2 separate regions of the Mus musculus genome follow, and region 1 is linked to region 2. The links are chromatin loops, found by intact Hi-C in ENCODE. Cell type or tissue: left cerebral cortex. All regions are shown on one strand. Each heading gives the region's core, and the rest is flanking DNA. Links, peaks and the distances in the headings are about the cores only.

Region 1 (15,073 bases), core at 4,028-12,027, 220 kb before region 2:
ATGTCGCCCTTCCCTTCCTATAATTTCTCTCATATGCTTTTCATTTTTGCTATTTTTCGAATTCTTGGCCTCTATTTTCATCATTTATTTTTATACACACACACACACACACACACACACACACACACACACATATATATATATATATATATATATATATATATATATACAACATATATACATGTATACATGCATACATATATGCAACACAATCATACATATGTACATATATACAAACACGGATAAATACATATACAGGACACACACATACATTGTAAGTTTTAGGCTGGCCTGGTTTACATAGTGAGTTACAGGTCTGCCTTGGTTAAGAGTGAGACTCTGCTTTAAAACAAACAAACAAATTTACACATTAAGCTTTTGTATAAAGGCTTGCTAAAGGACACAAAAAGGTAAGTAACTTCTTTGTAACATTGTTTCACTTCTATTAAATGAATTCATGTATATATATGAATACATTTATAGAACACACACACATACATTTTTTTCTCTTTCCAACCAATTTAGTATGTGAGGATCAAAGCAGTATTCTCTTTGGTATTTCTGTGGGAGTTAGTGAAACACGAATCTCTTTGTAACGGGAACAACACCAGCATCAGATGTTTTCTCTAATAAAACTGAGTTAATTTCCTTTTTGAGACAAGGTAAGTCCTATACCTCAGTCTGGCTATCCTGGAACTCACTACGTAGATTTGCTGGCCTCAGACACAGAGATTTGCCTGCCTCTGCTTTCCCAGTACTGGGACTAAAGACGTGCACCACTTCACCAAGGGAAAGCTGAGTAAATTCTTACCTACAGAGAAATCTGGACTTTAGATGATTGTCAGTAAATATCCCCCCGACACTTGTCTTGAAATTTATTGAGTAAGCAATTTTAATTGTTTAGGATGGTAGTTACTACATTAAATGCCCTCCAACCCCTGCATATATGTGCACACATGCACACACACACACACACACACACTTCTTATTCTGACATTTATTAAGGAGGCAATTTTAAGCTGTTTAGAATGGTAACTATGATAAGTGCTTTTGACTTTTAAACATGAAGTGGAAAACCTAGTGGTTGGAAAGCCCAGGGTTGGGGAGATAGCTCAGTGGGTAGAGTATTTGCCTGCAGAAAATCCTGGTGAAACATTTGCATCTGAAACTGAGGATTAAATCAGGCAGACCCAGGAGCTTGCTAGCCAGCAAGTGCACCCAAAATGGTGAGCCCCGTTGGAGGGCCACAGAGAAAGACATCTGATGTCAACTTCTAGACTCTGCGTGTGTGCACACAGGCATCCATGCCTGCTCATATGCTACATGCCCCACCCCAAAATGCAGAGATATTAAAAATATGAGGTGTACCATATATTGTTATATTTATGATAAAACTATATTACTTCAAGTTAATATCTATAGATTGTCAATCATTTTTCAATGTGTTTTGTTGTCAAGTGGTCAGAATCATAATATTGAGTTCTCTTATTCAGAGGCCAGTTATTTAACAATATGGGATCACTATCAATTTTTTTCATTATTTCCATGAGTTCTCCGTTATTTTGACCATTCCTTTTAAAAAATACGCCCACTGGTAGTGACGCATGGAAGCGGAGAAGCTGTAAATTATCTCTTTCACTGACTGAAGGGGGCGTTGCATGAACAGATGATCTACAGTTTGCATCAAGCATGTAACTTTGAATGCACTAGTTTCTCAATAAATCTTTAATTACTTAATTAGTTTCTCAATCCATTTTTATCTTCTGGCCTTTATCAGGTCTAATCAAACCCTGATTATAACAAAGGTGAAATTACCAATGATAATGTTCTACTAACAGAAATGGTAGATTGCAGAATCAGTACCCACATCAACTCTGCACGATTATATTATTTTAGCCTCAGAAGTATTTGAAAGCCACAGCTGTTGATACTGCTTTTGATTTGCCAGACCCTCTCACAGCCTACTTACTTCGTTTTGAACATGGCATTTGTACCACATTAAAGTTTGGCAAGCTTAATCCTCCCTAACCACAGGCGAATGTGAACACACTAAAAAAATATATAAAAATATATTTTAGCCAAAGCCATTATCGAGTGTATATTTGTTGGATTTGACTAAGAACCTCTAATTTGTTCATGTACAGTTGGCATCCTTTCATTCTGGGTGATGACTGCAACTTATATATTATGTGTCCAACAGCTGATTAAAGTGCTAAGCAGCGGTAGGGCAGAGAGAGAGAGACAGAGACAGAGAGAGACAGAGAGAGACAGAGAGAGACAGAGAGACAGAGAGAAAGAGACAGAGAGCCCAATCCTTCTGAGCGTTCCTTGTCCCGGGAACCCCCTACAGGGATGATTTTTCCCCACCCTCTTTCTCTGTCTGTTCCACACTGAAAGCATGGATGAGTAAGTCCCTCTCTCTCCCTCCCTCCCATTCTCTCTCTCTCTCTCTCTCTCTCTCTCTCTCTCTCTCTCTCTCCTGCCACCTCACAAAAGACTCTACCCTTACATTTTCTTGGCAACGACTACATTTCTTGAACAAAATCTATGTTCTCTGGTTTGCAAGAAACACTAAGCTGAACCCAACACCTCTAACGTTCCAATACAAAAAGTCCTCCTAGCTTGAGGCCCCACCATCCACTGAGGCACAGCAGGAGTAAGCAAGCTATTACGATTCTTGGGCTGCTTCGTTTATCCACAGTGCCAGCTACAGCCTGCGTGACACTCAGTGGTGGCATCCCTCCTGCACGACTGGGCACCACAGATAACGTTCCCGATAAGTTAAAAATGGCCATGAAGTGGGAAAAGGAGGAATTCTATAATTGTTGTGTGTGTCGAAGGGAAAGACCACTTTCCAGAGATACAGAATTAACAATTCTCTTGATTTACCTCTCCACACAAATCAGTATTCCTCAGTAGGGAAGATGTTTTAATGTCTCCCCAAAAGGACATCTGAATAACAATAACAATAACAATAATAATAATCATTGAGAATAAATTTACTCAAATCTTGAAGTTAAATTGGATTTATTTCTATCTAGAAACTGCAATGTATCAATGTCTTCAAAGCAAAACCAAATCCCCCTCCCTAAGAATGCTTCACTTGCTCAGTCATTCAACAGTCAGTCAGTTTCCATGAACTTACCATCCACGCTGTTGCAACATTGTTCACTTCAAGGAGTGAGATGGTGTGCAAACACACACACCACAGGACCTTGTATGTGGGAAGCCATAAGCAAAAGCAAATTTCCTTTTATTTCTCAAAGAATTACCCTTGAACTCATTGATCATGCAAACAAACATGCAATCAAAAGAACAGGACCTGTTTCTGATCCGTTGTCATTACTTCTTAGGGCCCACCTTTTCCATTGTTACACATTATGACATTTAGTCACAAGCTACCAAGCCAGTGTGAACAAGCCACACTCTAGACAGAGTCGTGGGCTGTGACCCTCGGTTCACCATTTATTTTACTGTTGTTGTAAAAAGGAAGAGAAAAATGTCAGTGAAGTATTCTAGTGTTAACAAGATATATTAACTACTGTTGTTTATTACCAAGACCAAAAAACAAAATCTAAACTAATAAACAATAACAACAAACTAACAAATAATAACCCGTGGAAGGAGTGATTTATTTTGGCTCAAGGTTACATACAGTCTATCATGACATGTAGGCATAGTGGCAGGAGCCTGAGACAGATGGTTACAGCCCAAGGCAAGGCACAATGGACACTGGTGACCTACACACTCCCTCCTTTTTATTCAGTCCTGGGCATGAGCCTATGGAATGGTACCCCCAGTTTGCAAGCAGATTAACCTATCTCAGTTGAAGCTCTCTGCAAACACCCTCATAGACACGGCCAAAGGTATGTCTCCTAGGTAAGTCTACATCTGGGCAAGCTAACAACCAATATTAACCACCAAGTCTGTTATATCCACACAGAGTCACACATGCACAAACTTGGGTAGGAAATGTTTGCTAAGATAGGTAAATAGCTTTACAATTACTTATTGCCTCCTCTGGTTGTTTTATTGAATATAACTTTTATTTATGAGCAATAATTTATACAATTGTGGATAGCCTTAAAGTCTATTTCTAGTCCAGCTTACAGAAATAAAATTTATATCTCCTTCCTTCCTTCCTTCCTTCCTTCCTTCCTTTCTTCCTTCCTTCTTTCTTTCTTTTCTACTTGAGTTCCAAGACCAGGTCATGTATAGAGGGGAAGCCAATTTGAGGTATCTGTTGCCAGGTAATGCCTTTCATGATCCATGCCAATTGTGACTGCCCAGTCCATACAGATCAAGAGACACCTAGAATGAACAGACTCTTGTGTAAACACAGATATGAAATGATTTGCCATCGACAATGTTTTAAAACTCAGCTCTGACCTCTACTGGCCACGTTATTAAAATACCACAGCAAGCATCCAGAAATGGTCTTTTATTTCATTCAGTCTTTTTTTTTTTTTTTTTTAAAGATTTGTGTATTATTATAGATACACTGTTGCTGTCTTCAGGCACACCAGAAGAGGGCATTAGATTTCATTACAGGTGGTTGTGAGCCACCACGTGGTTGCTGGGATTTGAACTCAGGACCTTCAGAAGGGCAGTCAGTGCTCTTACCCGTTGAGCTATCTCACCAGCCCCATTCGATCATTTTTAATTTAAAAAATTTTTCTTTTGATATCTATTCGTCTTAGGTTAGCATACATAGTTCATAACATGCATAGTTTCATTGTGATATTTTAAAATATACATGTCAGTGTACTTTGTACTTAATTACTCCCCTCCCACAATGACATGACCCATATTCCTGGCCCCTCCCTGGATGGTTCCCCTCTTTCCCCAGGTAGTGCCCCCTCGTGTATTCACTTAAATGCTTTGTATCAAAAATAAATAGATAGATAGATAGATAGATAGATAGATAGATAGATAGATAGATAAATAATTTATTATGAATACTTTTTATCTCTCACATTTTATAAATAGGGATTATAGTGGAAAAATGTTTTCTATCTTAAAATTTGCTAGGAGAAACATGCTGCAAACATTAAAAAGCTTAATGCCAAGTACAGCTGTTCTCTATCCTGTGTGTGTGGGGTCAAATATCAGATATCCTGCATATCAGAGATTTATATTATGATACATAACAGTAGCAAAATTACACTTATGAAGTAGCAATGAAAATAATTTTCTGGTTGGGGGGGTCACCACAACATGAGTAACTGTATTAAAGGGTCACCAGCATTAGCAAAGTTGAGAACCACTGTCCTACTATATTAGAGGGTAGAAAGTGCTTCATACACTTTATTTTTGGTTTCTTTGAGACGGGATGTCATGTAACCCAGGCTGTCCCTGAATTTCTGATTCCCCCACCTGCACCCCCAAGAGCTGGGACTACAAGCATGCACCACTACATTTGACTTAATATGTGATTTTTACAAAGATAAAAAGAAGGGCCATAAAGAGAATGAGGGAGTAACAATCTTAACAATGTGATCTCCCTCCCCCTGCCTCCCCCTCTCCCTCCCGTTTCTCCCTTTCCCGGTCCCCCTTCCCCCACCACTTCCCTTCTCCCCCTCTCTTCTTTTTCCCCATATCACAAATTAATTAAATAACACATTCTAGAGGCAATACCCTTTTTCTCTGGTAGTTTCTGCAGGTTTTGGAATCAGCCAGACTTGTGTTCCAACTCTGTCAGCCTTCGTCACAGAAAACAACCAAAACAAAACAAAATATCATCGACAACAGCAAAGAACATAAAACAAACAAACAAAAAGTCCCAAGTCCTCCGTAGCTTAAAAAGCAAACGTTTGTACAAAACCACATTGAGATAGCACCTCCCAGGCATCAAGATGACTCATAAAAGAAACACATAATGGGTCAGTAAGGATGTGGTGAGCTTTGCTGGTGGGAGACGAGCTGTTGTAGAAAGCACCAACATAAGAACAGAGTTACCATATGATCTGGCAATCCCATCTCTCGATGGAATCGGAAGCGGGGACTTGAAGTGAGTTCTGCATAGCTAGGCTCACAGCAATGTTGCTGAGAGTTACTCACAGGAGGAAACAACCTACATGTGAAAGCATACACAAAACACAGTAGATACACAGCACAGTATGATTCTACATCAAATATACAACAGTATGAAGGAACTTAGAGGACATTGCACTAGACAAATCAATCACAAGAAGAGAACGGCTATGTAAGTCACGGCGTGAGAACCGTTACATTGATAGAGGCCGTCGTGATGAAGACGGTGCCCCAAAGGTGCTAGAGGTGAGGAGAAACAGGAAGTTTCTGTTCAATGCATACAGAATTTCCGTGTCACAGGATGAAATGATAAGAAAATTCGGTGGCGATGGGTGCACAAGATAAATGCATTTTGCACCAAGCTGTACGCTTAAAAATTGATAAGATGATAGATTTTTATGTGTATACATTTTTACCACATTTAAAGCCTTTTAAACATTAGAAAAATAGAAGTGGCTGGAAAACATTAAAAACAAAGGTGTAGGGACTGCAGAGATGGCTCACTGGTTGCCTTTCCAGAAGATCTGGGTTCAGTTCCCAGACCCAACCCAATCAGCCAACAACCTCCAGTTCCAGGTGATCTGGTCCCTCTTTTGCCTTCCTCGGGCACTGCACGCAGATGATGCCCAGACACGCATGCAGGCAAAACACCCATACATGTAAAATAAATAAAATAAGATCTCAAGCAACAATATTTAAAAGACACAAAAAACATCTATTCATCTCATGAGCTGACCATAGATAGGTCAGCTGTGACTGATAAGCTCAACTCCTCTGTTAGGGATTAGTTCAGTGACCCATGTCATCTTCCAGGAGCTGGAGCTGAGGGAGGAGGCTTTGTGCTTTGGTAGAGACCGTCAGTGGTAAGGCAGACCTAATTGAAGTCACTCAGGCACATATTCATTCAAAGCACACCCTACTGACCAAAGAAAGCCCCATTGGTCAAGACAAAGAAGCTATTGGAAGCCCAGAAGTATGTCTTTTGCATACACAGGAAAGGGGAGCAAAGGCTGGGGAGGATGAATAATTTAGAATCAATAATTCAATAAAAATTGAATGAGTCACCCCCTGCCTTGCAATTTTCATGATCTGTGCCGATTACCAGTAGCAAATTATTTATACTGCAATTCACACATGTCAAGAGACACATAGAGTAAACAGATCCTGTGTAGATACAGGGGAAAAAGCAGTTGGCTGTCCAGGAAATGTTATTTGTCCACCTGTGAAACAGCAGTAAGGACAAGGATATTCTTCAGAAATTCACTTCGACTCAATTCTTTTGTAGGCTTAAAGAACAGTCGGGACCTGAAATTCAAGAAATATAGCGTAAGCTACTGTTCTTGAGCTATTTTACTACGACTTGAGTCCTGCATAAAATCAGACAGCTGTCTAAAACACCGCCGTGGTTCTTTCCCGTGGTAAAACATAGCCAATAGGTTAAAGTATTTATTAAAGGCATATTTCCCGCCTCTAAAGCTGCTTTTCAGTACAAACAGCAGGTGGCGCTCGACAACAACTTAAGATTGGAATTCCAAGGTTATTTTCACTTCCTGTTCCTTTATAAAGCAGAACTACAGCCTGTAATAAAAAAATAAAATAAAGTAAAAAAAAACAAACAACAGCATAAACCAAGGTGAGAACCTGAGTCTTTATGACCTTGCATCAAAAGGGAGGGCCCAAGAAGCCTGGTGAGTGACCGGAATTTCTAAAGTTTGTCTTTGAAACTTGGAAATCGCTTTCCTTCTGAGCCCAAGGTGTGAGGCTGTAAGAGCAGCGCGCTGTCGAGGGAGGGTATATCTACCTGCCATGCATGGGAGCAAGAGTGGCTGACAAGGGGAGATTCGCTCAGGAAGCTCTGATACTAACTCAGGTTGTTCACATCCTAGGGCCGAGGATGGAAGATGACTGTAGTAAGCAGATGAACGGATAATTTAGCACGCATTTAAGAGAGAGAGAGAGAGAGAGACAGAGACAGAGACAGAGACAGAGAGACAGAGAGACAGAGAGACAGAGAGACAGAGAGACAGAGAGAGACAGAGAGAGACAGAGAGAGACAGAGACAGAGAGAGAGTTAGTTGATGCTCCAGGCAAGGCCTCGGGGGTGGAGTGGCCAGTGGTGGACTGGGAAAGCACCCTGTCCGAGGCAAAGGGGAAGGGGGAGGGGTAAAGAACTCTGAGATGGGGAGGGGAGCAACATTTGGTATGTAAATAAATTAAATAAAGAATAGGGCTGGAGAGATGGCTCAGCGGTGAGCACTTCCAGAAGTCCTGAGTTCAATTCCCAGCAACCACATGGTGGCTCACAACCATCTGTAATGGGATCCGATGTCCTCTTCGGGTGTGTCTAACAAGAGTGACAGTGTACTCACATACAAGAAATAAGTAAATAAATCTTAAAAAAGAAGAAGAAGAAGAAGAAGAAGAAGAAGAAGAAGAAGAAGAAGAAGAAGAAGAAGAAGAAGAAGAAGAAGAAGAAGAAGAAGAAGAAGAGAAGGGAAGGGAAGGGAAGGGAAGGGAAGGGAAGGGAAGGGAAGGGAAGGGAAGGGAAGGGAAGGGAAGGGAAGGGAAGGGAAGGGAAGGGAAGGGAAGGGAAGGGAAGGGAAGGAAGGAAGGAAGGAAGGAAGGAAGAAAGAAAGAAAGAAAGAAAGAAAGAAAGAAAGAAAAGAAAAATATTTTGAAAAAGAAGTTTATTTGTGACCTGGAGGAGGGGGTAGAGGCAGATATGGGAGGGGACCAGAGAAGGACAAAAGGAGAGGAGACAGGAGGGAAGAAAGAAGGCTGTCCAGGAACACATAGAGAAGGGGGGCAGGGAGGGGGGAGGAAGAGTAGATGGAGAAAGAGAGAGACAGAGACTGAGAGACAGAGAAAGACAGGCAGAGAGATTTAGCAGGCTTTTAAACAAGAAAGCCTCGAATGATAGAACCCATTATGAATTATTCTGGGTAGCTCAGCCCACGAACAGGGCAGAGTTGTCCGGTGGCGGTCTGCTGTTGTTCCTGCACGTCTTGTTCGCACTGAGAAGACACCAAGAGTGCATCTGCCTGTTTAGCTCGTTGACTACCCTCTGGCGCTTAAATACGAATCTAAGAAAAGGTCTTGTAGGCACTCGGCTGCTGTGGAGAACCGAGGAGTGATCCAAATGACTAACTGTGACTATCAGCCCGTCTCAGTGGCCTGAGAGACAAATGTTCTCTTACTCATCTTTCATAAATGTGCTCATTGAATGTAGGTCAGCTGTGACTCGTGGGCTCAGTTGAGCTGAATGTTCTCAGGAAAACGTTTCTCTTGCAGCAGTTTGTTGGTGGTATTTTAAAGTATTACGGCAGCCTTCTTGCATGCCACGAGATGATATAATGGAAAGAGCAATGGCTTCAAAAGACACATTATTAGAATTTAGCTCTTAAGTATGATCTCCATGTTTCTACACAGACCTTACCAGAAGAGAATCCCTTTGTTTTCAATTTATAGTGTTCTCCGTTACCCGCAGCCAGTAACCTGATTTCCCTGACCCTCTGTCTTCTCCATAGTGTAAGAGAAAGAAAACATATTACAAACTCCGAACGAGAATTCAAGGCAGAGGAGCTGCTGCATCTTCAATAAGATGTCATCAGAGGCTGGAGAGATGGCTCAGCAGTTAAGAGCACTGGCTGCTCTTCTGAAGGTCCTGAGTTCAAATCCCAGCAACCACATGGTGACTCACAACCATCTCTACCAGGATCTGATGCTCTCTTCTGGTGTGTCTGAAGATAGCTACAGCATATTCATAAATAAGTAATTTTTTTAAGATGTCATCAGAAGGGACTGGCTGGTGAATTGACTCAGTGAATATGCATGGACAAGTGCAAGGATATGAGTTCAGATCCACAGAACCCAGGCAAAGCCAGACTCAGCAGCTGTGGTGGTTTGATTAAGAATAGGCCCCACCGTCCGGGCGTGATGGCGCACGCCTTTAATCCCAGAACTCGGGAGGCAGAGGCAGGCGGATTTCTGAGTTCAAGGCCAGCCTGGTCTACAAAGTGAGTTCCAGGACAGCCAGGGCTACACAGAGAAACCCTGTCTCGAAACAACAACAACAGAAAAAAGAATGGCCCCCACTGGCTCATACATTTGAATGCTTAGTCACTGGGGAGTGGAACTGTTTGAAAGGATTAGAACAGTGCTTCTCAGCCTTCCTGATGCTGTGACCTTTTAATACGGTTCCTCATGTTGCATTGCCCCCCAACCATAAAATTATTTTATTGCGACTTAATAACTATAATTTTGCTACTGTTATAAATAGTAATGTAAATATCTGATATGCAGAATATCTGATATGTCAACTCCCCAAGGGTCGAGACCCATAGGTTGAGAACTGCTAGATTAGAAGGATAAGGAGGTATGACATTGTTGAAGGAAGTTTATGTGTGTAAGGAGTGAGGCTTCAAAATCCTATGCCACACCCATTTTTTCTCTGCCTGCTGCCTGCAAGTCAGGGTATAAAGTAGACCTCTCAGCTATTTCTCCAGCACCACATCTGCCTGTCGTGATGATAATGATCTAAGCCCCCGAGACAGTAAGCAAATCCCCCAATTAAACACTGTCTTTCGTAAGAATTGCTTTGGCCAAGGTGTCTTTTCACAGCAATAGAAAGAGTAACCAACTAACCGGGCTCAGCCTTGGAATTCCAACAGTCTCATGATGAGCTGGGAGGTGGAGAATGAGCTGAGTCCAGTTAGCCTTATGTGCACGATAAGCAAGAACCTTGCTGTTCTCCATCAAGGTAGGTGAGCCACGACACCCGAGGTTGTCCTCCGACCTCCAACCTGCTCTGAGGCCCTACACGCAGTGATAAAAGGTCATAAAAAAAGATTCCCACATCCTTCTCTTCAAACTTTAAAGTTCTCTTTAAACTTCTCTAAAGCTTAAAGAACAGGGTGTTTTTATGTGAATCTTCCGTCTACATTTCAAAGGTGATGTCTTTGGTGATCTGTGGCCATGCTTTGTAACCAATGGCGAGCTCTTGCGGTATGATCTTAGAGAAGGAAATCTGCTGAGCTGAAGTACAGCCCAAGTCAGGAACCCAAGAAGGAAAGGAGAAGAATCAGTTACACAATGGGGTCCAGTTGCTCCATCTCTACCCAGCTGGAAGCTTGTGTCACAACAGGTCAGCCACAGCCCCACGAGCAATAAACATCCTGAGTTGCAAGCCTCGTCTTACCATGTCACTTTCATAAATCTCAGTTGCAGAGGGCAATTCTATTTTGTTTATGAAGTGAGTTATGAAGAGATTTATCATCACAATTAGCACATTTGTCAAGTCTCTAATGTAGGGAAGGGGGATGTTAACATATGATTCTAATGTGTCTGTTTTGCATATGAAGAGATCATCCACTCCTTTCAAGGGATACAGGACAAGGTCTGGGATAGAAGACTGGTACTGGGTCCCGTTTCTTCCATTCATTTCTGTAGACAGTCAAAATATGTTGGTCGCTGCCTGGTTTGCTTTCATATTGTTGTGATAAACACCATGACCAAAAGCAGCCTGGGAAGGATAGAGTTTGTTTGACATCATGATTCCATGTTCATCACTATGGGGACAGAGGGCATGAAGCTTGAGGCAGGAACTGAAGCAGAGACCATGGAGGAATGCTGCTTACTGGCTTAGTTTCCACAGCTCGGTGAGTTTGCTTTCTTACACAACTCAGGACCACCTGCCCTGTGGAGACATTGCCCATACCAATCACTAATTAAGAAAATGTCCAGGGGACTCATCTCTTGGCCAGTCATATAAAAACCTTTTCTCAATGATATTCCCTCTTTCCAGATGACCCAAGCTTATGTTGAGTTGACAAAAACAAAACAAAACAAAAAAAAACAACCAACAACTAACCAGCGAAGTCACCAAGAAGCCAATGGAAAGACAGTCTATAATAAACAAGTGTGTAATATCTATAGTATTATGATGTGTGGCCATTTACTCCCAAGGAACATGATAACCAAGAGAGAAGACTTGAAATGATGCTGTTCTGCCTTTGAAAGGCTCAGGGATGGAACACTGTGGCAAACCACCCAAGCCCATGCTCTCTGATGGCCGAAAGGCAGGCACACTGAACACTCACCCACAACTGTAGCAAACACGGCTGGCAAAGGGATGGGGGGCATGGCTGTTCTACTCTTGTGGCTCTGAGCTCTCCATGCTTCATACAGTCCAAATGATTCCCTTTCTGACTTGCATGATCAAGGCAATGGGAGGTTGTGGGTAGGCACTGTCCCCAGTAGCATGACCTTCCCCCTCTCTTTTCTTGTTTACGGATACCACACCTCCTAATAATGTAGGCTGCCCACAGTTCACCCCCCTCGAGTCTAGAGGACAGCAATGACTGCTGCAGAAAGCTACAGGGTCGTTGTTTGGCGAGACTGTAGGATCGTAGTCTACAAAATGTAACTGTTTCTGAAGGTCCAAGGAGATGAGGCACCACACTGAGTCACGGAGATGATGCAGGATGATCTTCTGGTGGTTTTAACGAAGCCAGTAGGAGGATACCTTTCTGGGATGGTCTGAGTTGTATGTAAAAAGAGAAGCGAGAGATAGGGAAGAAGGCCTGAGCATCCTGAGACGAAGATTCATGGAATAGCGAGATGGAAAAAAAAAGGTCAGTTGTTCGTAATGGTTTGCATATGCTCGGCCCAGGGAGTGGCACTATTAGTGGCCCTGTTGGAGTAAATGTGGCCATGGCTGAGTAGGTGTGTCACTGAGAGTGTGGGCTTTAAGACCCTCATGCTAGCTGCCTAGAAGAGAATATTCTGCTAGCAGCCTTCAGATGAAGTTGTAGAAATCTCAGCTCCTGCTGCACCATGCCTGCCTGGATGCTGCCATGTTCCTGGACTTGATGATAATGGACTGAACTCTAAACCTGTAAGCCAGCCCCAATTAAATATTGTCCTTCTAAGAGTTGCCTTGGTCATGGTTTCTGTTCACAGCAGTAAAACTTTAACTAAGACAGTGTTGGTGAGAATATTATCTTCATCATTGCTAGATGATCAGGTCACTGGTCTAACCTGTACTAGCCAAATCTGACGAAACTACTGGGTTAAACAAGATGTAAATGTATTGATTAATGCTGGCAAGATGGCTCAGTGGGTAAAAATGCCAAACCCGGTGACCTAGCTTCAGTCTCTAGGACCTATATGATGGAAGGAGAGCACTGAGTGCCACAAGTTGTCCCATGACATCCATATTTGAATTGAGTCACACAGGTAAATAAGTAGATAATCATTAATTAATTATTAATTAATCAGAACATTGAAAAATTTAGGTTTACTCGTCTGTAACATATATGCAATAAACTTATCTAGTGACCTCCAAACTTGTTTCCTTAGGTGAAAATATAGCCTACTTATCAGCAAGAGTCTAAATTCATAAATAAGAAAAATTTTAAAGTAAGTTATTTTAATTTATTTTATTGTATTTATATGAGTCACTGTAGCTGTCCTCAGACACACCAGAAGAGGGCATCAGATCCCATCACAGATGGTTGTGAGCCACCATGTGGTTGCTGGGAGTTGAACTCAGGATCTCTGGAAAAACAGTCAGTGCTCTTAACCACTGAGCTATCTTCCCCATCCAGTAAAGATATTTCTTATGAACAAAGATTCAGAGCAAAAAACCAAAACAAAACAAAACAAAACTAGAAAACCCTGAGATGTGTTTCATCTGTGGCTGAACAGCCTTCTGAGGAAATGTGCTTCCCGGGTAACCTAGACACTAATTCTCAGAAGTTTCTCTCTAATCTGCAAAATGTTTGTTAGAAATCCAGCAAGACACTGCCAGGCTAAGGGTGCAGCGAACTGAGCAGAAAGCTTGCTGATGCACCTGAAGCCCCAGGGGTCATTCAGCACCATATAAATGGGGCCTGGGGAGGAAAAAAACCCGCAACTCAAACCTCCGCTACCCAGTTTCCCCTCTCCTGAGCAGGTACGGGTGTCTAACTCCTGCTCGTCCCTGCCTGCTCTTCCCCGCCTGTTCGCCCCACTTCCACAGAAGCAGCAGAGCTCGTGGTCTCTTCAGTTACATCTTGACTCTGCTAGCTGTTCTGACGGAAGGTCTTCAAGATCTTGGAGCTTTAAAACATATGTGACAAATGCCCCCAGTCTGCCAGGAGGCGGGAGGATGCCCCCCATAGCCTTGTTCCGCAACAGTTATTCTGTTCATCTGTGGGATGCATTTGGTTGCATTTGTTACGTGTTTTATTTATTTTGCCACCCAACATTCCCACCTTCTGAGAGAAGATGTGAGCAAACTCCCCGCCGTTCCCCCACAAGAAAGTAATTTCTTCACCTTAGGTGGGCCATCTGCTTCTCCTAACGAGGCTGCTTTGGGCTTGAATTGAATACATCTTGTCCTGGGCGTTTTGCCAGTTGTAGGCTCCAGGAAATGGAGCAAGTAAAAGTGGTTTCCTTGTGATGCCAGGCCGTCTTTGAAATGCAACTCACGGAGTCAACCCCAAGGAAACTGTATGCACGCCCATAGGAGTGTATAGTGTCAGGAGTCCCAGAGCCAAAATCTAAGCTGTGCTTGCCTTTCCTAAGATGCAAGCCCTTTGAGCATCTGTCCAGATGCACCCATGGCGCAGAAAGATGGAGACGGAGCACTTGATTAGGACCCAAAAGAAAACTCCTGGATTAGAGGAGCCCTGGGTGCAGATCATGGTCAGTGGTCTCCCTGCTCTGACACCATCTGCAACAGGCTGCTTCTGCTACCCAGCCACACTGACAGCACTAGCCACCCGGGAACGAAAGCCTGCGCTGAAGTTTTCTCGCTAACTGAAACCTGTCACGCATAAGATCATGCCGGTAATTCTAACAATTCAGTAGTGCCTTAGAAAATATGGAGATGATTTAATGAACGTCTTTCTTTCTGAGACAGATTGAAGTATACGCACATTCATGACAAAATAGTTTAGTTTAGTTAAATATTACAAATAAATCCTTTAAGATCTGTATCGGTTGATTGACTAATAGAAATTTGTAGCATTTATTTACAAAACGTTTGCAGCCATAA
Region 2 (15,073 bases), core at 3,522-11,521:
CTTGTTTTCCGTCTCTGTGCCCGTCTCCTGGGTAAGCCTCATCCTAGCCTAGAGACGATAATCTCCTACTAGCATTTAGCCTGCACTGTTTCCAGACTTTTCCTTGCCCCCCACCTCTGACCACACGTATCATTCACTCTCTCTCGAGGCTCATCTCTGTAGGCTCTCCAGGACTGGCTGTGGTCTTTTATGTTTTCACACACTTTGTTCCTGCGTCCTTGTCACAGTATATCCAACTCGTCCCCTTTTAAAACAAGCACTGTGCTGACACCCAACTTCAATTAATCTAGACGCTGGTTCTCTGAGATCCCACAAGCCCTAGTGGGGTTGGCTAATATAGTTCTTATCTCAGCTGCTGCAGCTGTTTACATCTGGCTGCCAAATCTGCCGCACAGGTGTATGTGTCATTTTATTTTATCTAAACCCTCGGGCTCGGAACTGAGATAGTCACCTGTTTATCCTTCAACCCAGGACACTTGAAAGGGAAGGGGGAGTAATGGCTGAAGGACAAGGAATAGAAACTGAAGCCATCACTTTAGTAACAGCCCACTGAGCTACCCTGCAGACAAGTGCTCTGACTACATCTCTAAGGTCATCAAGTTTATTCTGCACTGATCTCCTTTCTATTTCTCAAAACACTCAGGCTCCCATGTACCAGGGGCTTGCTTGGCTAGCAACAGAGCGACTAGGAGACTGAATGAATCCGAGGGTTCAGACGATGAATTCCCTGTCAAATACACAACATGGTGGCAATGCACGGAGGTGGAACTCAGAGAGGGAAGCAGGCCAGTGGGTCATGCCCTTCAGGACCGTATCGTGCCCTGACCCTAGTTCTGCTACCCACCCGCTGCTTCCTTGACAGCAGTGTGAGCTAAGTCTCCTCCACCCATTTCCCCTCCCATGATACTGAAAGCACTGACATTGTGAAGCAAAAGCAATACTGCTTCCTGGTTTAGCGTAGGTACTCTGTCAGGGATGAAAATACGGAGACCCCGACTCTCAAGTTAGAACACTTGAGAGTAGACACTACTGCTTGCTAAGGGAACAGTCCCGAGTAGAGGGTTCACTGCAGCAGCCTCGTCGACAGAACTGGCTTAGATCAAACTGGCATTCGAAGGTTGTCACAATTAACACTGCATATGGAATATCCATGCCTGATCCATAGTGAGAATCCAATACATCTTAGCCATGGTTGTTACTGCTTAATACTGTATAGCACGGCCAACACCTAGAGCAATAGAAAGCATTTAGTAGACATTTAGTAAATATTTGAAATATCCATAGAGTAAGAGTTGATATGTAAATGTCACTACTCTTCAATATCACCTCAAAAGGCTCCAAAAACCTACCCTAAATGTTAAATCAATAAAATCCCTCCCAGTTCCATAGCCCCTCATTCAATTCCCTTCAAAATGTGGTCAGAACTCTCTTCTCCAATCATATTCCACCACTCCTCACCAATAAAAGATGATATGCTTTCCGGTGTCACTGTAGTCATTTAGTCTAGAATGTTCCTTCTTGCCTTCCTACCTGCTCTAACCCCACTGACATTCACAGCTATCTAAATGCTATGCTTTAGGTTTTCCCTTTCAACTTTCACCGTACCTAGTACACAGCTCCTTAAAGATCTTTTGGTGGTCGCTACGTAGTCACACAGTTCATCTCTCTTAGAAAAGGCCTAACACCCTTGATATTTCCACATCTCCATAGCCCAGGGGCCTCAATACGTTATTTTGAACAAATGGAAGTTGGAGGTAGGGAGATGTTTAGAGGCCTTGATCTCTTTCTCTAGACATTAAGAGACCTAAGTATCTCTCTCTCTCTCTCTCTCTCTCTCTCTCTCTCTCTCTCTCTCTCTCTCTCTCTCTCTCTCACACACACACACACACACACACACACACAGGCACAATTTATTATTATGGACATTACTATGTGGCTATCAGGACAAGCCTTTAAAACGTCTTTACTATGTCACAGCTTGCTACCTTCTCTGTTGCATACCATCTGCAAGTCCTACAGCAATGGATAAGGTTTAACAACATTCAAGGTTGTAGAAACAACGGTTGGATGGGTATCAAGAGACGAGGGGTGTGGACAGAGAGGTATTAAGATTGACATATGAGAAAAACCAGTTGGTAGGCAGAGGGAAAATGGAAACTCTTCCCACCTGAGCTACCAGGTAACAGGCAGCATGTGGGGAAAGCAGCTCATAACACACAGGCTTAGGAGAAGGTGCGTGCTGTGGGAGAAGGTGCGTGCTGTGGGAGAAGGTGCGTGCTGTGGGAGAAGGTGCGTGCTGTGGGAGAAGGTAACGGGCAGAGCTTGCACGGGGCAGAGCTGCTGAGCGTCTGGCCCAGCTCATTGGCCCGTTCCAATCTCCAGGAGTGCTTTTTCTTTTTCTTCCCAATAAACTTCTCACTTCTATCCTTACTTGTGTGTCCCTGATCCAATCCACAGCAGTGTCAGAACAGAATACCTGGATATCTCGGTGGGTGCCCTTCATACTTCTAACCCCACTTATTACAACAGCAGTGGGTCCCAATTCCTCCTAAAATAAGCTGTCAACATTAATAGACACTCCACCTTTCCCCTCTTGTACTATCTATCTATCTATCTATCTATCTATCTATCTATCTATCTTTCTACTCTATGCATGGCTTTCATCAACTGCACACTAGAAATCTAGAGTCTTTATTTTGCTATTTTTGTTAGATTACATATTCAATCTCCAGGAGTAAGAATTAGCATTCAAAATATGAACAAAGGCAATTACCTACTTTGAAGCTGAACGATCATAATTTCCCTGCACTCAGCTAGTCACATTCTGCTGACCAACTAATTTTTTCCCTTTATGTATAACTACTAAGTTAGAATTTGCAAACAGTCGTTCACTCATGGTGCCAATTGAAAAATTGCTTTCCATTCCCAATGCATTCCTTTCCCTCTCTCCAATTTCCTTCAGCCTGACACGTGACAGCGTATAAAGAAGCCCACCCCTACCCTTCTCTTATCCTCCATTCCACACGGCTGGCCTACCAGACAAAGGAGTGATCCAAATCCAACGACGTTCAGCAGTTCTCAGTCCCTCTTTGCTGAAAAGGATGCACCCCACAAATGGTCATTTTTAAGCCTTCTCTACCAATTGTTACTAACAAAAACATTTGGTGCTGGTTAGGTTTTTGTTTGTCAACTTGAACCTCAATTGAGAAAATGCCTCCATCGGGCTGGCCCGCAGGCAAGTTTACAGGGATGTTTTCTAGATTACTGATTGATGTGGTGTGGGAGTCCCAGTTCCCAGTGAGCAGTGCAGCTCCTGATCCTAGGAGGCAGACGTGAAACAGCTGACTGGAAGCTGGAGAACAATCGCTCCGACTCCGCAGGCTTTCTCCAACATTCTACCTCAGTTTCTGCCTCCAAGTTCTTGCTTTGACTTTCCTCCCGGATGGAGAATATCAAGTGTTTCAAGTGTAAAATGCACCCTTTCCTCCCGAAGTTGCTTTTTTGGCATGGTGTCTATCACAGCAATGGAAATCAAAGTAGGCCACAGTTCCTCGAGATGCCCTCCTGTTGTCTGCTTATACAGCTACTGGATTAAAGAACAGCTTTGTTTCTTATAAGAGATAAGATAAGAGAACGTGGACTTGCACTTGGCAACCTATGAGCAGCCTCTGTGAAGCCTAAGTGGGAGGAAGGAACTTCTGAAAGCAGGGTGCTCCCCAGCCTGACTAAGGCCACTCAGTAGAGAACCTTCCCACAGAACCACAACATACAGCAATCTGGGGGCTCTACCAAATAAATGCTGAGGCTTACAGAGAGACCATAAAAGAGGCAACACCTCACTTTAGGTTATTTCATCCAAAAGGAAATTGATCAGTAAATTTCTGTAAATTCAGTACCAGAGAGAGAGAGAGAGAGAGAGAGAGAGAAGGTGGGAGGGAGGGAGGGAGAGAGAGAGAGAGAGAGAAGGTGGGAGGGAGGGAGGGAGGGAGAGAGAGAGACAGAGACAGAGACAGAGACAGAGACAGAGACAGAAAGAGGGGTTATGATCAGGGAACAAGAATTCTGCCTCTGAAGTAGTCAGTCTGTTCTGAAGCTTAAACAAAGCCCCCCGGCCCCCCCATGCACGCACGCACGCACATACACAGATGCTTTTGGTAATCTTCGAACTCAAATGCCTTAAACTTGATAACCTGGGGCTTCTATTGCCATGTGGGACGTGGAGAGTGCAAGCTTGAAAGTAAGAAAACAAAGACTTTCTGAGGCCTGTGGAACGCGTAGCTGGGTGAAGGCCACTGGAGGCTTCTGCTCTACCTAAGTGATGGTTTCACACAAATGCCATCTGCACCTGAGGCAAAGGCTCAGGATGAAGAGCCCATCCATCCTCAGTGCACTGAAGTGACTGGTACCCTGCAACCTGACAGAGATCAGCCCATGCACCAATGCCCAACTAAGCTGGACCCCTCTCTTCTTCCCATCATGCCTAGCCACTTAAAACCTCTTGCAAAGAATCAGTGGCTGAATCAGTCCTATTGAGAAGGCAATGAACTTAGCTGCCTTGGATTCTGCACAGAAAAGTATCAGTTTGCACACAGGTCTCCCCAATACTGCACATTTGAACACACACTCTAAAGCTAAAGACCTGCCAACATTTCCACTGCAAACCTTGCTCTCTTCCAAGTTTATGACTTAGCATGAGAACAGTCAGGGAGTATGCCTGGGGAAGACGGTGTCATTCTGGAACACACTAGTTTTATTTAATAAGTGGTGATCTTAAACTATCAATTAAAAAAAAAAGCTTACTTATAAACCACAAACAGAATGCACAATCTTGTCTTCTTAGCTTGTCCTAATGTAACAGTTATCATCTAGACTTCTTGACATCTCCCCTTCCACGTCCACCTTCCAAATCTTGGGGCCTTTACATCTCTGGCTGCACTTGAACCAATTTACATAATCACAGCAACCATCTGGCCAAACAATGTCAGGTGTGACCCCAACTTTTACTGTGGGCCTCCTGTCATCTGGTCTACAAACCAACGCATGCACACTTCCTTACAGGGAGCTACAGCGATCTTTCTAGAACATGAATATTGGTCATCTCTTTCATGCTTACACCCTTCAGTGACTTCCTACACTTAAGATGTAAACTCTTAGCGTGGTCCACAAGATCTAGCCTGTTTGTAGTATCATTCTATTTAGTATAACTCTCTGTGGTGGTTTGGACATGTTTGGCCCTGGAAGTGGCACTATTCAGAGGTGTGGCCTTGTTGGAGGGAAGTGTGTCACTGTGGGCGTAGCCTTTAAGACCCTCATCCTAGCTGCCTGGAAGCCAGTCTTCTAGAGACCTTCAGATGAAGATGTAGAACTGTGAGCTCCTCCTGCACTGTGCCTGCCTAGACACTGCCATGTTTCTGCCTTGATGATAGTGGCCTGAACCTCTAAACCTGTAAGCCAATCCCACTTAAATGTCCTTATAAAAGTTGCCTTGGTCACGCTGTCTGTTCACAGCAGTAAAACCCTAACCAACACACTCTCCGTGTTTCCATACATTGACCTTCCAGTTTCTCACCGTATCCTTGCTACTTCAGGTCTCAGGACCTTTGTACCCGCTGCTTCTGCTCCTTTCAGGACTGCCCTGCCCCACGTGCAGTTCAAACCTTTAGATTTCAGCTCAAAGGTCAGTTATTTAAATAAGATTTGTATACTCAAATCTCTCCGTTTTTCTCACCTCGTAAGGTTTCCCCTCATAACACAAGTGTATTCATGTGTTCCTTTCATAGCACAATTGTATCTGTATATTTGCCAAGGCTTGATAACATGTATTTTTCTCACCAGGCTGCAAACCCCGTGAAACTAAAGCAAGACGTGTTTCCTTAAATTGTGAGCACTGGACCTAGTATACAGCAGGCACTCACAAATGTTTGACTATATGAACAGAAATGATCATGTAATAGAGTTGTGGACATAGCTCCATGGGCAACATGTTTTCTGACCATGCAAAAGATTCCCTGGCACTCTACACATCTAGCATGGTGATACACGACTGCACTTTAATCCCTGCACTCAAGAGGTAAAGGCCGCAGGATCAGAAGTCTAAGGTCATCTTCAGACAGACTGGAAAGGTAAGGATATTTAAAATATCATTCAGCTTTGACAAACGCCAAGAGGCTCAGAAGAGGGAATTTTTGTCTTCACCTCACTGCTCTACAAAATTAAAGCAAAGACATCTTCAAAGTGCTCTTTACTTCCTGTAATAACAACTGTTCAAGACAGAAGCGGTCCTGAGTGGACGGAGCCACGGGCCTATCTGGTGGAAGCAGAGGCAGAACTTTCCTTCTGGAGGGATCAAAGAGGCCACATATAGAACCCACATCCAAGAAAGAGAAGCAGGTCCTCATAAAAGACCTGCAACCTCAACGGAAAAGTACCACAAGGTAGAGGAAAAACCCAGGACTCTGGGACTCAGCATCCCAATCGGCCCTAACTCTCCCCTAGCACTGGGTCTCAAGAACCCACAGGTTCCTTTTAATCAGAGGGAAGAGGCAGTCTTTAATGAACAAACACTCTTATGACATCTGACACCTAAATCGCTTTAGATTACTATTTGCTCGTAAGTTATTAATGCCCCCTGATACCTGAGCATTCTTTTTAATACAATGCTAGTAAATCTTGAAAAATCTTTGTCTATCTTGGGCAAAATACAGAAATGACAAGTTATACTAGGTCCATTGGCAAACTTATCAAATAAATTGTACAAAAAAATTAAGTTATGCTCACTTTATAGACAGTAAGGTGGGCACTATAGTTTATTATATATCAACACTAATAAACTACCTAGAAAGAAGTTATGATGCACCCCAACTTCTTTTTCCAACTTTTTGAGACTAGAGTCTCCTATAGGCCTAGCTGTCCTTGAACTTATATATGACCTTCTTCAGCTCCCCAAATGCTGGGATTACTGGCAGGCGCCACCGTGCTGGGTCCAATCATGGCTTTAAAAGGATCAGAACTACAGGACATTTTGAACATAACTAGTTATAGCAGGTTTTCAATTTCCTTCTCAGAAAAATGGGGCTTAGGATTTTCAGCATCATATAATGCCTCTTATATAAAAGAGCAGTTCATGACTTGAAAAAATCAATTTCAATATTCATCTCATCAAATCAGTTTGAGAGCAAAAATATACAAAAAAAAAATCACTCCAAACACAGTGAAAAGGAAAAAAAAATTCATCAATTTAGACTTTGGTGAGACTCCACTTCAGTAAGGCCAGCCCCAAATGCAGCAATTTACAGATTAAGTTGTGTGTGTCATAAGCATCAACTGAAGAGCCCTACTCTTGGAAGGTCGTCACAAGCTTTTCCCCTCAACTTCCTGACGCTAACTTTCCAAAAGTAAAATTAATAAAGTAGATTATGTAGCTGCAACGCTGATTTTGCAGAAGGCACTTTCTTAAGAGACTCCTCCCACGGCTGCTCAGCGTCTGTGTCCAGAACTCCTAGTGTCTCCCACTTCTTCTGAGTCTAACCTGGACTCGAGGTTGTGGGGCTTGGAGGGCTCGGGGATGAGGAACTCCGGGGGAGCAGGGGGTGTAACGGTTCACCAAGCTGAGGGGGTGGGGGTTAAGCTGGGGAGGTGCGAAGCAGTTCGCGCCGCCAACTGCCGGGGCGAGCGTAGCGCAGTGGCCGGATCCCGGTAACTAAAGTTCCGAGAAGCCTGACTAAACCCTCAAAGCCGGGACTGTCAAGACTAACGCCGGCGCCGAGGGCGGCAGACGGATGCGTCCCAGCGGAGCGCGCCTCTCGGCGTCAGGCTGATGGAACAGGCAGCGAGGGGCGGCCAGGAGCCGGCACAAGTTAGGTCCTCGGCCGGAGCAGCCCAGGTAGGGCCGGGGGACTGGAGCCCGCTCCGGATCCGCAGGACGAGGGAGCACAGCGGGCGACCGGGGCTCCCAGGCGCCCCGGTGCAGGGACGCCGATCCGGGTGGGGACGTGTCTCTCCCCTGTCCGGGAATCGAAGGGACAAGGGGTGCGGGGCGAGGCCTCAGCTACACGTTGCACCCGGCTCCCGGCCACGGGAGTTGCGGAGAGGCGGCGCCGTGGGCTGGAGCCCGAGGCGGACAGGCTAGGGGCGCCCCCGCGGCGAGCACCCGGACTGGGCGGGGACCACAGGAGAGGCTGGACCGCGGGGCCTGCTCCACCGGACCACGGCGGCGGCGCCGGCATCTCGCCTCCTTCAGGCCTGCACGCGCCACAGGCCGCAGCTCGGACCAACCCCGCGCCCGCCTGCCGCCAGCGCGGGGGTCGTAGCCCCGAGTCGGACGCCGAGCAGCCTCGGCTCCGGGGAGCCGACTCTGTCCTGCGATTCCGCCCCGGCAGTCCCGGCGTTGGAGCGGCCGCCTATAGCCGCCACCACGGCCGCCGCGGCGGCCGCGGTAGCGGCAGCAGCAGCAGTAGCGCGGGTGACGGCGCTGAACCCGGGGCGGGGACGCGCGGGAGGAAGGGGCGGCCAGGGGGCGGGCCGGCGGCGGCCGAGGGGTACCCGCGGCGTAGGGCTAGGCGCCCCCGATCGGCCGGCGCCGGGCCAGCGCCACCTGCGGAGCTGCGGCGCCCACGCGGCCGCGACCCCGCCGCCCCTTGCTCCCGCCACATACACACACACACACACACACACACACACTCACGCGCGCGCGCAAAAAAACAAGTTGCAGGTCGCCTCTGCCGGAGGGGGCCAGGCGGGTCACTCACCCTCATCCTGCTCAGTGGGCTCTGGTCGTCGGGCCGCGAGGACAGGGAAGACCAGAGGACCACGAGCCCCAGGAAGCTTCCCACCACCAGCAAACTGCGTAAGATGAACCCGATCTTCAGCCTCATCTTCCTCCGGCGGCGAGAGACACACAGCCCGGCGCAGCCGCCGCCACCGCTCTCCCCTCCCTCCTTCCCCCTCCCCCGGCCCTCCTCCTCCTCCTCCTCCTTCCCCCCCCCCCCCCCCCCGGATCACTACGCCCGCCGCCCTCCCCACCGCCTGCCCTCTCCAGCACCAGATCCGGAACTCCCCTCGGCTTTACCTTCCCCTGGCTCGCCCCTCCGCCCCCTCCCCGCGCCTGCCTCTGCACTGCTCTGCCGCACCCCCTCCCCTCCGCCGGCCTCCGCAGAGCTCCGACCGGCCGGCGTGTGTAGCTTTCCAGGCTTCCCTTCTCTCTACCTGCCCGCTCTAGCTCCGCAGTACCCCCTTCCTCCACCCGCGACCGCGAGAACCCACCCCCCACCACCCGCGAGTCCCTAGTAACCTTGGAACTAACTTAACACTTTCCCCCAGGTCTGGTCTTAGCCTTTGCCCTAAGGCTCCGCTTCCTAAAGCTTGCAGATCCCCAAACTTTTATTGTAATTAGGGACCAAAACTCTGTCCTTGACGCCCGTGCCCTGCCAGGATGCTGCCGCCCGGTGCCCCTCAGGTGGACCTGCAGACGCCCTAGGCTGCCCTGCCCTTCCCGACGCCCACTGCTCAATCTCCCCAGCCAGAGGCTTGCAGGAAGGAAACCAGGAAGTCAGCCACCGCTGCTGCAGCAGTAACTCCACGTGGCTGATTTATAGCTGTTTTTTTTTTTTTTAATCTTGTTTTTTCACAGGGCTCCTTAAGGAGGTGGATTTGTAATCGAAAGGCCCAGGTGAGATGTGCAAACACCACAGAACTAAAAGAGGACTCACTTGGAAAGGCAGTATTGCCTTCTCTCTTGGGCTAATTAGAAAGCCAAGTCGACTAGCTAATTCTCACTACGGTCCCTGTTAATGGACTTGCAAGTTCCTACTCTGGGGAAAGTGGATTTCGGGCTTTTAAAACGTTCCGTACATGCATCGTTGCTTCTCTCACAACTGACTTTTCCAGGAAAGGATATTGGCAAATGTTTAGCTACACGCCTCTCCCTTGTACATTGTGCCAAAGATGTCAATCACTTTAAATCACAGTCTGCAGTGTGTGCCATACCCCTAAACTACTCAATTTGTTGAACAAATGCTTTTCGGTAGCAGGTTTAAGGATGGCGTAAATTGACCTTTTTAATCCTAATATTGCCTTATCTGCATGTATTTTGCTTTCGAAACAAGTGAAACTTGGTTAAGTCTCCCCTAGTGATCAACAGTATATGCATTGTTATTCAGATATGGTTGTCCACTATTGAGAAGATGGAAAACTGACTGTGATTATGAGCATAGCTGGGAAGTAGCCCTCATCGCTGAAGTGATGGGAGCTCACCCAACTGCTGTTAGTAGTCTAAGATGACCTTGCCACCACAACTTGAAATATGCAAGGCCAAAAAGTTAGAAAATGATAACCAGGTATTCGGTTGTAAAAGCCGGTGTTCCTCTGAGTTCTTAACATTGTTTAAGTGAAACTGAAAGTATACCTTAAAATATACGATTTTCGCCACACTTGTTGGCAGTTAGCCTTTGTAGAGAACTCTTTAGAAAATGAGAAGCTATGTTAAATGATTGGGTCAGGAAAAAGTCACACTTAGCCTCTCTGAGCCTAGGGCCCTTATCTGCCAAAATCATGATTATAATACTTCATAGTATTGCCAAAAGAGATAATTGAGGCCAAGTGCACATGCAGATAATAAAATAAAGCACAGATAATACGAATAGGGTAAGTCTTGGTGATTATGGGTATAATTCTTGTGAACGCCGCAGCTATTACTGCATGTAGAGATTGCCACTCTGAGCTGTTTCCGACTTGTTGATCCTTGGGTTAGTGGTCCCTGAAGAGAGTAAAGAGTTGCACCTAATGGGAGGGGAGATATGAAGAAGAGAAGCAGTAGTCTCTGACAGGTTATGAGGTCACATGTGAATGGTGACAGGGTTGCCTTTGCCTCTGAGGCCAGCTGGAGACTCATTGCAAAGGAATAAAACTTCTGAGCAGACAGTATGTACCCAGTGGTTCACGCCTGTCGTCTAAGCTTTCTACCGCCTGAGATTGGTGTCCGATGTTCTTTGAATTCAGAGGTTTTCTCATCTTGCCAACACATGCACTGTCTTTGCCAAACAGTATAATCATCTTGTGTTTACTCTAAAATGTTTTCAGGATTCCACAGGTCAGAACCTTTTAAGGGTTTGGTGATGTTTAAAAAATCATCACCCACATGAACTCTGCTAAAGAGGACCTACACACACACACACACACACACACACACACACACACACACACACACACACACACGGAACTGTGCCTGCTTTGGGGCTACACTCTCCAGGGCATCTTAGCCTCCTCATACTGTACCCAAGCTAGGGGAACTATTTCTAAATGTCAGTGCTCGCCTGCAGGCCTTTCTACAGAGATCTCCTTTTCAAACCTGCAGTATCTTCTGACACCTTAACATTAAACTTTATTGTCAGTTACAAAAGCCTTTTCTAGACTCTAACCTGTTCCTGTACACCAAGATATTGGCCAGGAACCCCACCTTCTACTCCCTCTCCTCCCTAAGAATTACCACTTTGTTGTGACTGCTTAATTCCACTTGCGAATAAAAAGTTACATGACATTGGAGACTTGTCTATGGAGTTTGTTGTATTCCTGTGTCAGATGTGTAGGAAGGCTTTAATATTTTTGGTGGAACACTGGAAATAGTTGGACTAAAAATACAAAGGGGGAATAAAGCTTAGAAGAGGGCTTAGGAGCACTTCACCTCTGATTGTTCTCTACCTAGAGGCTGCCTTCGGAGAACAAAACATTGAAGGGTTTATTCCATTAGATCGGCGACTGTTTTACAGTAGTACTATCAGTTGGTAAGCTATTGTTTGCCACCTACTTTGTTGATAGTCTACCGTGGCTACTCAAGCTAAAAGAGTCACAGTTTCAATCTAAATCCGGATAGTCCCCCTAACAGTAGATTACTGTTCCTATCATAAGCATAATAAAAAAATCCTGTGCTGTACTCAATCTGGAATGAAACACTTGTCAAAGGCTGCCATTTGAGGGGATTAATGGTCTCCTACCATGTTTTGAAGGTTCATTGAAAGCTCTCTTTGATTTCATACGGTAGAATACTACATCTTCCTAGCTGGGTACTGTTTATAGCACCTGCAATACAGACCTCTTCTGACTTAGCCATTTTTGAAGAGGTAATTGAAACACATTTTGTCGTTCTTCTTCAAAACCCCAATCACCAGCTCTTTCTTGCTCTTAGAATTAATCCGAATGCCTCGGTTTGTGAGCGTGCATAGCCTTGTACCTTCTTGGTCACCACCGCTTCTCTATGTTACAGCTACGTCATTTTCTGTTTCTGAAACAGCTCAAGTTTCTTCTTCCCTGTAGACCTGTAAGCATATCGCTCCTTTTTCTATAACATACTTCGTAATTGTTACATCAGCTGCCCCCATAAACTCTATAATCATTCAAATTTCAGTTCATATGTCAATTTTTTTTCAGAAACTTTGCTCTCATCGGCCCTCCCCTCCCTTGCTAAGTTAGAAATTTCTGCTTCATTTAAGATCGACCTGGAAGGTCCCTCTTAGAGCACAACTCAGCCTTTGTATTTGTTCAACTGTCACCTCAATTAGCCAACGTTTTTAAGGGCAGGGACTGAGTTGTCGTTTAGCATTGTGTTCCTAGGATGTTGACAGTGCAAGACACACTCAGTGTGAGAGAGTGTGGGTGGGAGAAAGCATATCTCATGCACTCCCGGGGGAAGCATTAAAAGTTTTGGACATATACACTAACATCTTTAAAGACTAATTATACCTCAGTGCTTGCAAAAAGACATTATGAAAATCAATTTTTCTCTTAAAGAGTTAGGAAGGAAGGGCACATTGTTCTGGATCTTATCCAACCAACATGTGTACCATCATTCCTAGATAAACTGATAGTTCCTTCAAACTAACCACCTGTTTGCTGGAATGAATACACATGGCCCAGAACCTTATGGGTCTTTAATTGAGAACCTGGTACCCAGAAAAAGAGAAAAAGGATCCTGTCTTTTGCTGATAACAAAAATCATCATGGTTTTTTAATGAAATGGTTGAAATGGAAAGAAACTTGCAGTAGAAGGGCTAGAGAGGTTCAGCGGTGGTGGCACACACCTTTAATCCCAGCACTTGGGAGGCAGAGGCAGGTGGATTTCTTAGTTCGAGGCCAGCCTGGTCTACAAAATGAGTTGTGTTCCAGGACAGCCAGGGCTACACAGAGAAACCCTGTCTCAGAAAAAAAAGGGGGGGAGAACGGCCAGAGAACACATCTTGCTGCTTAAAGCTGGAGGTTTGACTAGACTTAAATTTCTAATATCCTTTTACAGGTTCACAGAAGACTCGGGCCTCAGCAGAATGATTAAATGATTCCAAAGTCTTCACCACTGAGCTTTGTCAATGGTGAATGTCTCTAAATCCGATTACATATAAACACCTTCATCAGCAAGCAGACAGGTACCTTCAAACAGCTGTCAGTTTAATACCACATCTCTCCAGAGATCTCACTTATTCAGCTCTGCCCAGAGCCTTACTGTCTTTAATGGGCAAATCTGATACTACAAGACAAACCAGCCTCTGTCCTGTTAATACGGATAATCTCTTGTACACAGAGCACAACCATTCTATAGTGAATGGAATGGAAAGAAACTATGTCAGCAAATGGGCCAGAGAATCCACACTTTGTAATATAAGAGCTATGGTTAGAGCCATATTGGGCAGAGTTCTGGACTCAAGATCTCCGGAGGAATGGGAAGGCTGTTGAGATCTGGAGAAGAGGGCGGGTCTGTGCTCTTCTCTAAGAGCTGATGGAAACGGCAGAGGATGCTTCACGCGTACCCCCACCTTTTGAAAGTTTCTGATTAGTTTTAACAAGAGTCGGGTATTCTTAGTAATGAACTATTCCTACAAGCCTTTTTAGACATTTCAGAGGAGATAAACAGAGCTGAATACAAATAAAGAAATCTGAAGCCAGACTGCAGAGAGATTCTGCAGGAAGATTATCCCAAATCCAGGAATTAGAGGTTGGACAGGAACTCATTATCTGTTGACTCTGCTCTCCAGCTTTCGTATGCTGTGCTGGGCTCACTGGTGTACACAAATCTCCTTTTCTCTCCAGCCATTTTTCTAACAACTGAACGATGAACAAGTATATTTTCTCTTTTATTTGAACACATGGCTCTATATTAAATCACTGTTTGGAGAGTCACACCAGGGACTTGTAAAGCCAAAAGTACTGCTCTTCTAGGGAGTTCAAAATACTGCCATTCGGATAAAGGTACCTTTTTGGCATATTGCAAAGAATTTCAAAAATTTAATTTTAATTACATTTCTTTTGTGGAGAGCAGTCTTAGGACTTGGTCTTTTGGGACAGCTGCTGTTTCTCAAACCGTAGAAAACAATTTTTAAGATCCTCTTCTATGATCTTTTATTGTATATTAATAGCGACTTCCATTTGTTCAAAGCACGTTTTTGTGTATGTATCATGTGGTAGCCATCGCTCTAGGCATGGGGTATATAGTCATAAACTAAAAGAGCAATCATCCCTGTCCTCATGGAGACAGATAATAAATTCACGTGCAAATCATTTTATGCTGTTACCAAATAAACTGCTCCCTCACCCGTGTACCAAGCACTGTTTTAAGAGTCTATGAAGATTAACTTACAGACTTATATAGTACATTAGAGAATGTATCGGATGGACTGAAACCGAGAAAGGAAACGTAATACAGAATGCTGGATGGGTGTGAAAAGTGATTTCCATTTTAAAAACAGAAGTCTCATAGAGAAGACAACTTTTGGCCAAGTCCTGAATGGGGATTTAAGACCAAGTGAAATAGAAGATAGCAGCAAGCAAGAGGAACGGCCAATGCAAGGGCCCTAGGGCAGGAGTATTTCCTCTTATACAGTATGGGGGAGACAGAAAGCCCTGGGAGGTTTACTGCAAAGGTGGAACTGTCTAAATTAGACCACAGCCTCTGGCTTCTGGGTCTGGCGTGCAAAGCTGCAAAGCCAAGAAGCAAAGATTATCTAGTTAGGAACGCTATCTGAACAATCCGGGAGAAAGCCTCCAAAAGCGTAGACTCAGATTATAACAGCAGTAATTGCACTAGGTCAGACCA

What was found. A loop is a pair of places that touch in the nucleus more often than their neighbours do. Peaks named below come from ENCODE experiments on the same cell type or tissue, not always from the same donor. Only the 100,000 strongest peaks of a DNase experiment are listed, where the experiment ranks them.
Region 1: it touches region 2 in a loop (2.1-fold over the local background); 6 of 42 quality-filtered maps call a loop at or near these places.

Annotation. Positions count from the first base shown.
Region 1 is chr8:57,421,862-57,436,934 of GRCm38, forward strand. No RefSeq gene overlaps it. Among named protein-coding and RNA genes, the nearest start is that of Gm34099, 26 kb to the left of the region's middle. In left cerebral cortex, for the core only: CTCF peaks have their summits at 4,409 (motif pointing left) and 7,528 (motif pointing right); DNase peaks (open chromatin) are centred at 4,381, 5,956, 7,535 and 9,197.
Region 2 is chr8:57,644,106-57,659,178 of GRCm38, forward strand. It overlaps Galnt7 (polypeptide N-acetylgalactosaminyltransferase 7), which reads right to left and starts at 8,950. Exons shown (of 12, transcript NM_144731.4): 1 at 8,748-8,950. The coding sequence starts at 8,873. It overlaps AW046200 (expressed sequence AW046200), which reads left to right and starts at 7,648. Exons shown (of 4, transcript NR_040698.1): 1 at 7,648-7,882; 2 at 13,283-13,355. In left cerebral cortex, for the core only: a CTCF peak has its summit at 7,705; DNase peaks (open chromatin) are centred at 7,808, 8,088, 8,431, 8,719 and 3 more places; H3K4me3 peaks cover 2,694 bases; H3K27ac peaks cover 1,798 bases.